2 separate regions of the Homo sapiens genome follow, and region 1 is linked to region 2. The links are chromatin loops, found by intact Hi-C in ENCODE. Cell type or tissue: dorsolateral prefrontal cortex. All regions are shown on one strand. Each heading gives the region's core, and the rest is flanking DNA. Links, peaks and the distances in the headings are about the cores only.

The links. A loop is a pair of places that touch in the nucleus more often than their neighbours do. Peaks named below come from ENCODE experiments on the same cell type or tissue, not always from the same donor. Only the 100,000 strongest peaks of a DNase experiment are listed, where the experiment ranks them.
Region 1: a loop joins it to region 2, with 8 times the contacts of the local background. A loop is called at or near these places in 99 of 110 quality-filtered maps.

Annotation. Positions count from the first base shown.
Region 1 is chr2:152,633,311-152,638,690 of GRCh38, forward strand. It overlaps FMNL2 (formin like 2), which reads left to right. Exons shown (of 26, transcript NM_052905.4): 22 at 3,117-3,280; 23 at 4,263-4,364. Among named protein-coding and RNA genes, the nearest start is that of PRPF40A, 81 kb to the right of the region's middle. In dorsolateral prefrontal cortex, for the core only: CTCF peaks have their summits at 2,556 (motif pointing left) and 2,756; a DNase peak (open chromatin) is centred at 2,551; H3K27ac peaks cover 3,629 bases.
Region 2 is chr2:152,186,937-152,192,316 of GRCh38, forward strand. It overlaps LOC105373689 (a long non-coding RNA gene), which reads left to right. Exons shown (of 3, transcript XR_923477.3): 3 at 3,734-3,751. Among named protein-coding and RNA genes, the nearest start is that of STAM2, 14 kb to the left of the region's middle. In dorsolateral prefrontal cortex, for the core only: CTCF peaks have their summits at 3,165 (motif pointing right) and 3,370; a DNase peak (open chromatin) is centred at 3,152.

The sequences.
Region 1 (5,380 bases), core at 286-5,285, 450 kb after region 2:
GTCTTGAATTCCTGGGCTCAAGTGATCCTCTCGCCTCAGCCTCCTAAAGTGCTGGGAGTACAGGTGTGAGTTACCATGCCTGGCCAATCTGTGCACTTCTTAAGGGTATATCAGGTTTTATTTATCTTTCTATTTCTCTCAGCCCCTGAAAATTGGATGTTGGAAATAAATGAATGAACAAGTGAACAAATGAATGAATGAGATGATGCACTGTTACAGGGACAAATGCTGCAGAAGCTGTGGTGGAGACTGAGAGGCAGATGGAGATGACTCTCTGACTATGAAGAACTATATGACGCAGGCTGGATAGACCTAGAGCAAGTTCGGGGCTCACTTAGACAGTAGGCAGAATTTCTGTTCTGACCAAATGATTTTCCTCCTTTTAAGTTTCCCTTTGCCTAAATTAATTACACCTCACAATTCTAATTAAGAAAAATGTTAAAAAGCTATTATAATTTCTACCTGACCAATGGGTACTAATTCATTTTGTTTGGTCCAAATGGTGTCATTTGAAAAACATCGGTGGGGAAAATGGGAGACTGGGTTGCTCCCTGGCAGAACTGTTCTTTCTGTTTGCTCTCTGGTGCCCAGGTTGCCCAACACAGATTCTGTATTCCTTCACTCATGTGTTCACTCACTCCTTCATTTATCCAGTGAACACCTTTGAGTGCCCTCCATGTACTTGGCACTATCATAAGTATTAGAGAATCAAGGATGATAAGACAGTGTGAGTCTACTGAGGGAAAAACCTACTGCACTGTTTTAGTAGGTTGGTGCAAAAGCAACTGTGATTTTGGACCGTGAATTATCAATCATTATAACTAGGCTCAAACATCTTTATTATGGCCGGGTGCGGTAGCTCATGTAATCCTAGCACTTTGGGAGGCTGAGGCGGGCGGATCACTTGAGGTCAGGAGTTTGAGACCAGCGTGGCCAACATAGCGAAACCCTGTCTCTACTAAAAATACAAAAATTAGCTGGGCATGGTGGCACATGCCTGTACTCCCAGCTACTTGGGAGGCTGAGGCAGGAGAATTGCTTGAACCCGGGAGGCAGAGGTTGCAGTGAGCTGAGACTGTACCACTTCACTCCAGCCTGGGTGAAAAGAGCGAGACTCCGTCTCAAAAACAAACAAACAAAATACATCTTTAGTAATCAAAACAGGAACCATTAAGATCAACACATTTTTGCCAATGAGAAATAAGTTTGTTTATTCCTGTAGTGAAAAAAATCTGTGCTTCTAGATTCAACAACTCTTGGAAAGCATTTTCCGCATCCTGCTGGTTGTGGAAGCATTTTCCCTGCAAAAAGTTGTCGAGATGCTTGAAAAAGTGGTAGTCGGTTGGCAAGAGGTCAGGTGAATATGGCGGATGAGGCAAAGCTTCATAGCCCAATTTGTTCAACTTTTCAAGCGTTGGTTGTGCAATGTGCAGTTGGGTGTTGTCGTGGAGAACTGGACCCTTTCTCTTGACCAATGCTAGCTACAGGCGTTGCTGTTTGGGGTGCATCTCATTGATTTGCTGAGCATACTTCTCAGATGTAATGGTTTCGCTGGAATTCAGAAAGCTGTAGTGGATCAGACCAGCAGCAGACCACCAAATGGTGACCATGACTTCTTTTTTTTTTGATGCAAGTTTGGCTTTGGGAAGTGCTTTGGAGCTGCTTCTTGGTCCAACCACTGAGCTGGTCATTGCTGATTCTCATATAAAATCCATTTTTTGTTGCATGTCATAATCTGATTGAGAAATGGTTCGTTGTGTAGAAGAGGAGAAGATGACACTTGAAAGCAACGATTTTTTAAAAAGTTTTCTCTCAGCTTATAAGGCACCCACTTACCAAGCTTTTTCACCTTTCAAATTTGCTTTAAAAGACTGTAGAATGGTTGATGTTGAGTTCTTCAGCAGCTTCTTGTGTGGTTCCAAGAGGATCAGCTTCGATGATTGCTCTCAGTTGGCCATTGTCAACTTCTGATGGCCGGCCACTAAGCTCTTCATCTTCAAGGCTCTCGTGTCCTTTGCAAAACTTCCTGAACCACCAAATGCATTGCCAAATGCATTGTTGATGTTGCGAGTTGTCTTCACTGCTTTACAACCCGTTTTGAACTCAAATAAGAAAATTGCTTGAATTTGCTTTTTGTCTAACGTCATTTCCGTAGTCTAAAATAAATACAAACAGCAAGTTAATACGTCATTAGCAAAAAAAGTGAGAAGTGTGCATTAAAATGATGTATAACATAACCACATTGATTTAAGAATGTATTCCAATATCAAACAGCAGATTTCAGCAAATACTGCAGTTACTTTTGCACCAATAATTTGTCCACGTGCAGAGTTGAGTCAGGCAAGGGGGCCCAGAGCTGGTACTCAACGTCCTAAAGAAGCTGCTCAGGAGGCTGTGGGGGAGTGCCTGCCCCGGGAGGGGCCACACTGCAGACAGAAAGGTTCACACTAAACCTTGCTGAATAGGGAGGGGTTGTTAGCTGTGCAAGGCTGCTTTGGGTCCTAGTAATCAATACAACCTATGGTCAACCGACAAAAGGCTGCCCCCTGCTGGAGAGTCAGAGAAATGCAAAAAGAGTTGTAATCCCAACACTTTGGAAAGTCGGGGCAGGAGTTTGAAGGTGCAGTGAGCTATGATGGAACCACTGCACTCCAGCCTGGATGACATTGTGAAACCTTGTCTCTAAAACACACAAAACCTTAGGCTTGCTGCAGATAAGGACCTCTGAGCCTACGGGCCCACCCATAGGCTATTCTTGTAAGAGAAATGGAATAGTTTTGTGCAAGTGTGGGATTTAGAGTCCACATTTGTTACCTGAACTCCTCTGCCACCTACTAGCAGTGTGACCAAGGGCAGGCCACAGAACCTCTTTATGCTGCTTTTGCTCATTGACAAAATGAGCTAATGATGCAAATGAACTAGTGCATGCAAAGAATGTAATGTAGTGCTTATAATGCTTCTTTGCATTAAAAGATCTCTGTGCCAAAAGCTGGAAGCTAGGTTTAGGGCCCTTGAGTAAGCCTAAGAATCTCCTGAGAACTTGGCCCAGCAGCCAGATTCGCTGTGGTTGTGACTTCCCCATTGAGTTTCACTGGGATGTTCTTTCTCTGCTTTAGTCTCCCTTGAGAATGTTTTGCTGGATGTCAAGGAGCTCCAGAGGGGAATGGACTTGACCAAGAGAGAGTACACCATGCATGACCATAACACGCTGCTGAAGGAGTTCATCCTCAACAATGAGGGGAAGCTGAAGAAGCTGCAGGATGATGCCAAGATCGCACAGGCAAGTATTGGTGCCCCTGAAACCTGTGAAGAGGCTGCATCCATTAAAGCTGCCTGTGGTGCAGGCCCTGTATTTGGGGAGAAATGTTCCATTTCCCTCTGTTTGTGGAGGGTAGCTTTCTTGTTGTAACTATTATTTATTACGGGGGGACCATTCCCAGGGTTATTCTTGGAAGGGCCCCGTCCTCATTGTCCTTTTCTAATCTGGGGCTCTTTACCCTGTCCCCTCCCCCTCCCCTTTCACTTCAATACTCACTCCAGTGTGGGTGCTGTATTCAGTTCAGCCCACATGCGTCAGGCCTGTGCTCGGCAAAGCAGTGTTTCCTGTGTAGTGGGTTTCTGTAGATCTTGTCCTTGAAAATCTTACACTATACTGGGGGTTGCTGATAGATAGGCAGGCCTGCAAAACAGAATGAACAGTACGCTATCAGAAGAGGCAGAGGCAAAGTTGGGGGATGGGGACTCAGAAAGCAGATTCAGTGGAAGGGCCTCTGGTTTGGGGCAATCTTGTATCATGGAAGAGTTCAGGCAGAGACTGAGTGTCCCCTGTGTGAGGCTGTCATAGGGAGTGTTGAAGCAAGGAAGTGGAATTTAGGGTCAGAGTGACCAAGATCCCTTTTGACCTTGTTGGTTTTAAGGGGTTCTGCCACGGCCTTTGGAAACTCCTGTAAGAAAGATTTCCTTGTTTTGTATGTGGGGTGTGTGCGTGTGCATGCATGCATGTATGCCTGTGTGTAGAAGTGGCAGGAGGTCCTGCAGATGAATTCCTGTGCCCCACTATTGCATTCCTCGGATTGCCTCTGCTGAGGCGTTTGGAGGAAACACGGAGGCGTTAGGCAATCTTGGGAGGTAAGGGAGGTGCAGCAACGCAAGGCCATGGGAGCCTCTGTCTTGTGGCTGCTGCTTTGCATCAGCGTTCCCCCTAGAGCATCCAGTTCAAATGCCTAACTAATGAAACTCAAGAAAAATTTGCTTCTTCACAGGATGCCTTTGATGATGTTGTGAAGTATTTTGGAGAAAACCCCAAGACAACACCACCCTCTGTCTTCTTTCCTGTCTTTGTCCGGTTTGTGAAAGCATATAAGGTATATGTTAAGGCCCTCCTTGCCCTTATTTCTCAAGCAATTGCCCTCCTTGAGATGTGTCTGAGTCCCAACTCTCTGCAGAGGCCTCCCAGTTCCTGTGGACAGCAGATCTGGGTGGCATTCACGAGATAGCAGTCCCTAGCTCTGTGGAGGCTGAGGGACATTATGGTCCCTTTCTCCACCTAGCCAGTCCTCTGCCTCAGCCAGAAAACAAAGCTCTTGGCAGCCCCCTTGGGGCAAGGGAGATGCTCAAAGACATTGCTGCCCCATTGACTGTTCACCTAGGCAGGCAAGGTGAAGTACTTGAAAATCCAGGCCTCTTGTGGAATTCTTTAATGGGTAGAAGTGAGCTGTGGGCTGTGGTGAAGGTGCATGATACAGCTGAAGTTAAGGAGAGCCTGCTTGTGTAAGTCATAGCACAGGGCTTAGGACCTCTTAGACCAGCATTTCTCTAGTATGGACTAAAGGATGGTGCTTTTAAGGATGGGCACTCTCTGTTTCTTTGTGTGGATCAGTAAGTGGCCCTTCCTTTAAATGGGAGGCCCTCTTGGACATAATCCAGGGCTGTGGTCTTGAAAAAGCCTATGACGCAAAGAGACATGTATCAGAAGGATTTGTCCATTTGAGAAATTACAAGAAGGCTGTTAGAAGATTTTAGCTGACCTTGGCAACACCTCAATCTATATCCTCCAGGCGTATCTTCATGTAGCACTGATAACACTGGTGGAGGTAGGAGGAATGTTTATTGCAGAGGGGAGGAGGGATGTGGCAGGGTTCTCCACACTTTTGAGAAGTCCTGTTGGAAATAGGGGGACACTTCCCTAACACCACTAGGGGCTGAAGGCTCTGGAAAATCATTATTGGGCCTTTTACTAAAACTCAGAAAGTCAAAATATTCTTAGCCCATCTTCCCTCAGCATGGCTTAATGTAGCAGTAGAGCTATAAGCTGCTGGTAGAAGGAACGTCTGTGGCAGTCAGGGTGAACAGAAACACAGCACAAACTCCGTGTGCCAGA
Region 2 (5,380 bases), core at 55-5,054:
CGCCTGGCCCTTTAACTATATACGTTATTATTTATTTATTTATTTATTTTGTGTTTGGAGACAGAGTCTCAAAATATAAAACATTTAATATAAATAAAATATATTAAATTTAAAAATACTTTATTTATTTATTTATCTTTTGAGACAGTCTTATTCTGTCACCCATTCTGTCACACCCAGTGGTGTGATCTCAGCTCACTGCAGCTTTGACCTCCGGGGCTTAAGTGATCCCCCCACCTCAGACCTCCAAGTAGCTGGGACTACAGGCACATGCCACCATGCCTGGCTAATTTTTGTATTTTTTGTAGAGATGGGGTCTCACTATGTTGTCCAGCTGGTCTTGCATTCCTGGGCTCAAGCAATCTGCCCGCCTTAACCTCCCAAAGTGCTGGGATTACAGGCATGAGCCACCACACCTGACTACTATATACTTTATAAGGTTGCCGTGAAAATTAAATGGGATTATGAGAGCTTTTTGTATAGTAAATACTCAATAGCACTCACTATAGTACAATAGAACTTTTTTGCGATGATGGATGTGTTTTTTGTTCTTTGTTTTTTTTTTGTTTTTTTTTTTTTTTTTTTGAGAAGGAGTCTTGCTCTGTTGCCAGGCTGAAGGGCAGTGGTGCGATCTCAGCTCACTGCAACCTCTTCCTCCCGGATTCAAGCACTTCTCCTGCCTCAGCCTCCCGAGTAGCTGGCACTACAGGCACGCACCACCATGCCCAGCTAACTTTTTATATTTTTAGTAGAGATGGGCTTTCACCAGGTTGGCCAGGATGGTCTCGATCTCTTGGCCTTGGGATCCACCCACCTTGGCCTCCCAAAGTGCTGGGATTACAGGCATGAGCCACCGTGCCCGGCCGGATATGTTTTATATTTGCATTGCTCAATACAAATACCAACAGGCATATGTGACTGTTGATCACTTGAAATGTAACTATTGCAACTGAGGAACTTAATTTTTAATTTTATTTCATTTTAAATGCAAATACCCACATGTGGCTGCCTAGTAGCTAGTGTAATAGAGTGCTCTACACCATACTTGAAAATCAGTTCAAGGAGAAATAGGAGTGTCTTCCATCTCTGTTATTTGCTTTATGATATTTCACTTTCCAAAAATGCATGCTTACTTCTTTCACCTATCTTCATCTTTTATCTCTTTTCATTTTTCACATCTGGAAATTTAAGAATCCATTCAACAGCCCATCTTCTCCAGAAATATTCCTCAGTTGATCCCAATCTACATGTTTTTCACGTTTCTGAAACTTTTATTGAACATGGGTCAACATTGCACTGGTTAGCACTTAATATTCTTCTAACCTATCTTGTGTGATTGTTGGAACTTCCCAAGAGCACAGTATCAGGATCTCTGTGGCTTTTAATTCTGTGTCCTCCCTTTCAAGACCAATTAGCCCATTACTTAGAATACTTAAACACTGATTTGTGTCTCCCCAACACTCACATGTTGAAATCCAATTCCCAGTAAGATAGTATTTGAAAGTGGGATTTGGGGGAGGTAATTAGGTCATGAGAGTGGAATCCTCATGAATAGAATTAGTGCCCTTATAAGAAGAGGCCAGAAACCTCTCTTGCTCTCTTTACTTCATGTTAGGACACAATGAGAAGTCAGCAGTTTGCAACCAAAAGAGTGTCCTCTCTAGAATCTGACCAGGCTGACACAGCAATCTACAACTTCCAGCCTCCAGAACTGTGAGAAATAAATTGCTGTTATTTATAAGACACCCAGTCTGTGGTACTTTGTTATAGCAGCCTAACATGACTAAAACACACTGAATAACCCAATGTTTGAGTGATTACCTGTCCTTTACTTCTCTTATCCATTCCTCTTGCCTTCCAATTCCTGCTACCATTGTCTAGAAGTTGGCTGAAAGGAACAAAGAGCACCTGATCAGTTATCTAATAACATTTATTACTTTTTTATTTCCTACATTGTGTTACTTTATCTCTCTCACTCCTGCATGATGAATAAAATCATTTTTTTCAGAGGCATTACGCTTTTCACACTTTATTTAGTAAATATTGGGCACCTACCATGTCCAAAATACTAGCAGTAGGGGCAAGGGTTGATTAGAGGGGAGGCATGAAAATAACGTAATCACTGCCCTCAGTGACTCATATTCAGGCAAGGAGAAAATGATTTATAAAAGTAGTTAATGGAAGAGAATACATAGGAATAAGGGGAATTCCATGTGGAGGCCAAGTGTAGAGTAATGGTATTTTGCTTTGTACCCACTGGAAATTATATTTTAGTGCCCAGTTGAGGTAGTTAGTCCAACAAATTTGATGTTGGGAATACTTCTGATTGTAATTGAGAACTATTATCTCAAACTAAATTGTTACAAATTGGAGTTTGAATCTTTAGAAAGAAAAAAAGAGAGAGAGAAGCTATGTATAGACCATCTAGAAAAAAGTCATTTTGGAAATCAGCTTATGAAAAAGGTAATATGGGAAAGTAAAACATAAGCAGAAATGATAATAAAATTGATTGGTTAGGTGAAAAGAGTTGAAGGGAAAAAAATGTACAAATTCAGGAAATTGTGTGTACACGTGTGTATTTAAAAAAACCCAAAAACCTTCAGCTAGGCATGGTGACCTATACCTGTGGTCCTAGCTATTCTGGAGGCTGAGGTGGGAAGATCACCTGCAGGAGGTCAAGTCTGCAGTGAACTGTGATCACGCAGCTGCACTCCAGCATGGGCCATACAGCGAGACCCTGTCTCAAAAAAAAATAAAAATAAAAAAATCCCTAAACCAAAAACTTCAAGGAAGGCTATCTTAAAAGCCCATAGATCCTTAGCCAGGCATGGTGGTGCATTCTTGTAGTCTCAGCTACAGGGGAGGATCACTGAGCCCAAGAGTTTGAGCCTAGCCTGGGCTACATAGTAAGACCCCATCTATTAAAAAAAAAAAATTCCCACAGCTCCAAAGGCCTGGCTTCACAGGACTCCTAGCAGACCTGGTTCATTCTATTCAGTAACTATTTTTACTGGCAATTCAGTTCAAGAGTACTGTAACTTGTATGGATGGATCCGCTTAATTTTTACTTCATAATTTATTTAAAACTCTATTATTACTCTCTGTTCATTTTCCTTTGTCATCATCATTACCGCACTCTTCACAGTAGGTGGCAACAGTGCTTCACTCCCAGAATCGACTGAACGGCCTAGAAGTACAAAACAGAGGCAAACATTGAAACAAATTTCAGGATCCTAATTTGGCCAAAAATAAAAGCATTGCCTTATAAGGTCATGTCAGTAATATGCCATTATAATATGCCAATTATGTGCCAAATTGTTATATATTCTACATTCAGTGTTTAGTAAAAATTCATATGTTGAATAATTCATTTTGCCAGTGAATGTCAATAAACCAGGATGTGCTATCTTAAAAATTAATATTCACTTAATCTTTCTTATCATAATATAATAAATTATCTCCTTTATAGTTTAATGTAAAGGTAGGTATTTATTTCTACTTAATTTCACGCGTGCTGGTCATTCAGCAAATGTTTATTATGTCTACTATGACAAGAACTTCATTTCTGCACATGTGCAGAGAAAAGCAGTTATCTGGGTGGTGCACTAAAGACAGATATAATCCAAATTGCACAACATAAGTTGACATTTAAAACATCACTTTAAGGCAATATATGCTATAGAGTAGTAAATTTTAGTTATCCTAACATTTACCTCTTTTTTTTTTTTTTGAGATGGAGTCTTGCTCTGTCACCCAGGCTGGAGTGCAGTGGCGCTATCTCAGCTCACTGCAACCTCCACCTCCCAAGTTCAAGCGATTCTCCTGCCTCAGCCTTTGGAGTAGCTGGAATTACAGGCACATGTCATCACGTCTGGCTAATTTTTGTATTTTTAGTAGAGACAGGGTTTCACCATATCAGCCAGTCTGGTCTCGAACTCCTGACCTCATGATCTGCCCACGTCAGCCTCCCAAAGTGCTGGGATTACAGGCGCGAGCCACCGTGCCCGGCCTAAAGCTTCTTTTAAAATGGCTTATATACTAAATATATACTAAATAGACAATTTTTTAATTTTTTGGTAGAGACAACATCTCACTATGTTGTCCAGGCTGGTCTGAAACTCCTGGGCTCCAGCAATCCTCCTGTCTTGACCTCCCAAAGTGTTGGGATTACAGGTGTGAGCCACTGCATCCAGCTAATTTCAAAGAATATTAAGATCAATGTATAGATGATATATACGTAATGAGTTGCTAGGAAAAAATAGAGGACAGTGTTTTTCAACAAAGCATCTCCATGGTCTGTGGTAGAGCCAAACCTGAGATGCTGAAAGCAGATGTCACATGGAATTAAGTACATTGCTGTATTCACCTAAATATCCTGTTTGCGAATCTTAATACACAACAAAATTACTCCATTAGGACTAACCTTCAGTCATAAGATTCCATATTCCATCTTCCTTATTCCACTTACTCAAAATGAGAACAACCATTGCTTTGTAAATTCATTAGCACCTTAGTAGAATCCAGGCCCATCCCTGGTTAGAGAAATGGCAAAATGAAACCCTAAGTGTAACAAATGAATGACTTTACCACACAAATACTCAACACATGTATTCCCTGTTCTGGCTTCAGTTAGAAAATAAAATGTTTGTGATTTTTGTGTTCATAAAGGGATCTGGAGGCTTAAAAAAAAAGAAAAATGGGCCCTGCACAATGGCTAATGCCTGTAATCCCAGCACTTTGGGAAGCCAAGATGGGAGGATCATTTGAGGCCAGGAGTTCGAGACCAGCCTAGCCAACATGGTGAAAACCCGTCTCTACTAAAAATATAAAAATTAGCCAGGTGGGATGGTATGTGCCTGTAGTCCCAGCTACTGGGGTGGCTGAAGCATAAGAATCACTTGAACCCAGGAGGTTGTAGTGAGCCAAGATCATGCCACTGCACTCAAGCAACGATGTCAGAGCAAGACTGTGTCTTGAAAACAAAACGGAACAAAACAAACAAACAAGACAAATGAAAAATATATCTCTGCTTTAGCTAGTTCCCAAATACCTTTTTTCAAAAGCCTTTTGACTACATCTAATCTAACTATAATACAAATCAGGCTGTGATATTGGGCCAGAGCTAAGAAAAGGATAGTTTTAAAGTACTCCACCATAATCTGTAGTTGACACTTTTTAGTTATGACGACATGAGGTGTTAATATCTGTTTCATAATAATCTGTCCAGTACCACTCATTTAGCCAAATCAAACAACATTGAGATGGCTTTTCAGGTTTTTTTATGCAAAGATTTGCATGACATGCAAGACAATGAAAACAAAGTGTTTAGATATTTTTCACAAATTATCTTAATGTTCTTAAGACATGCAAAGAGAGTGGA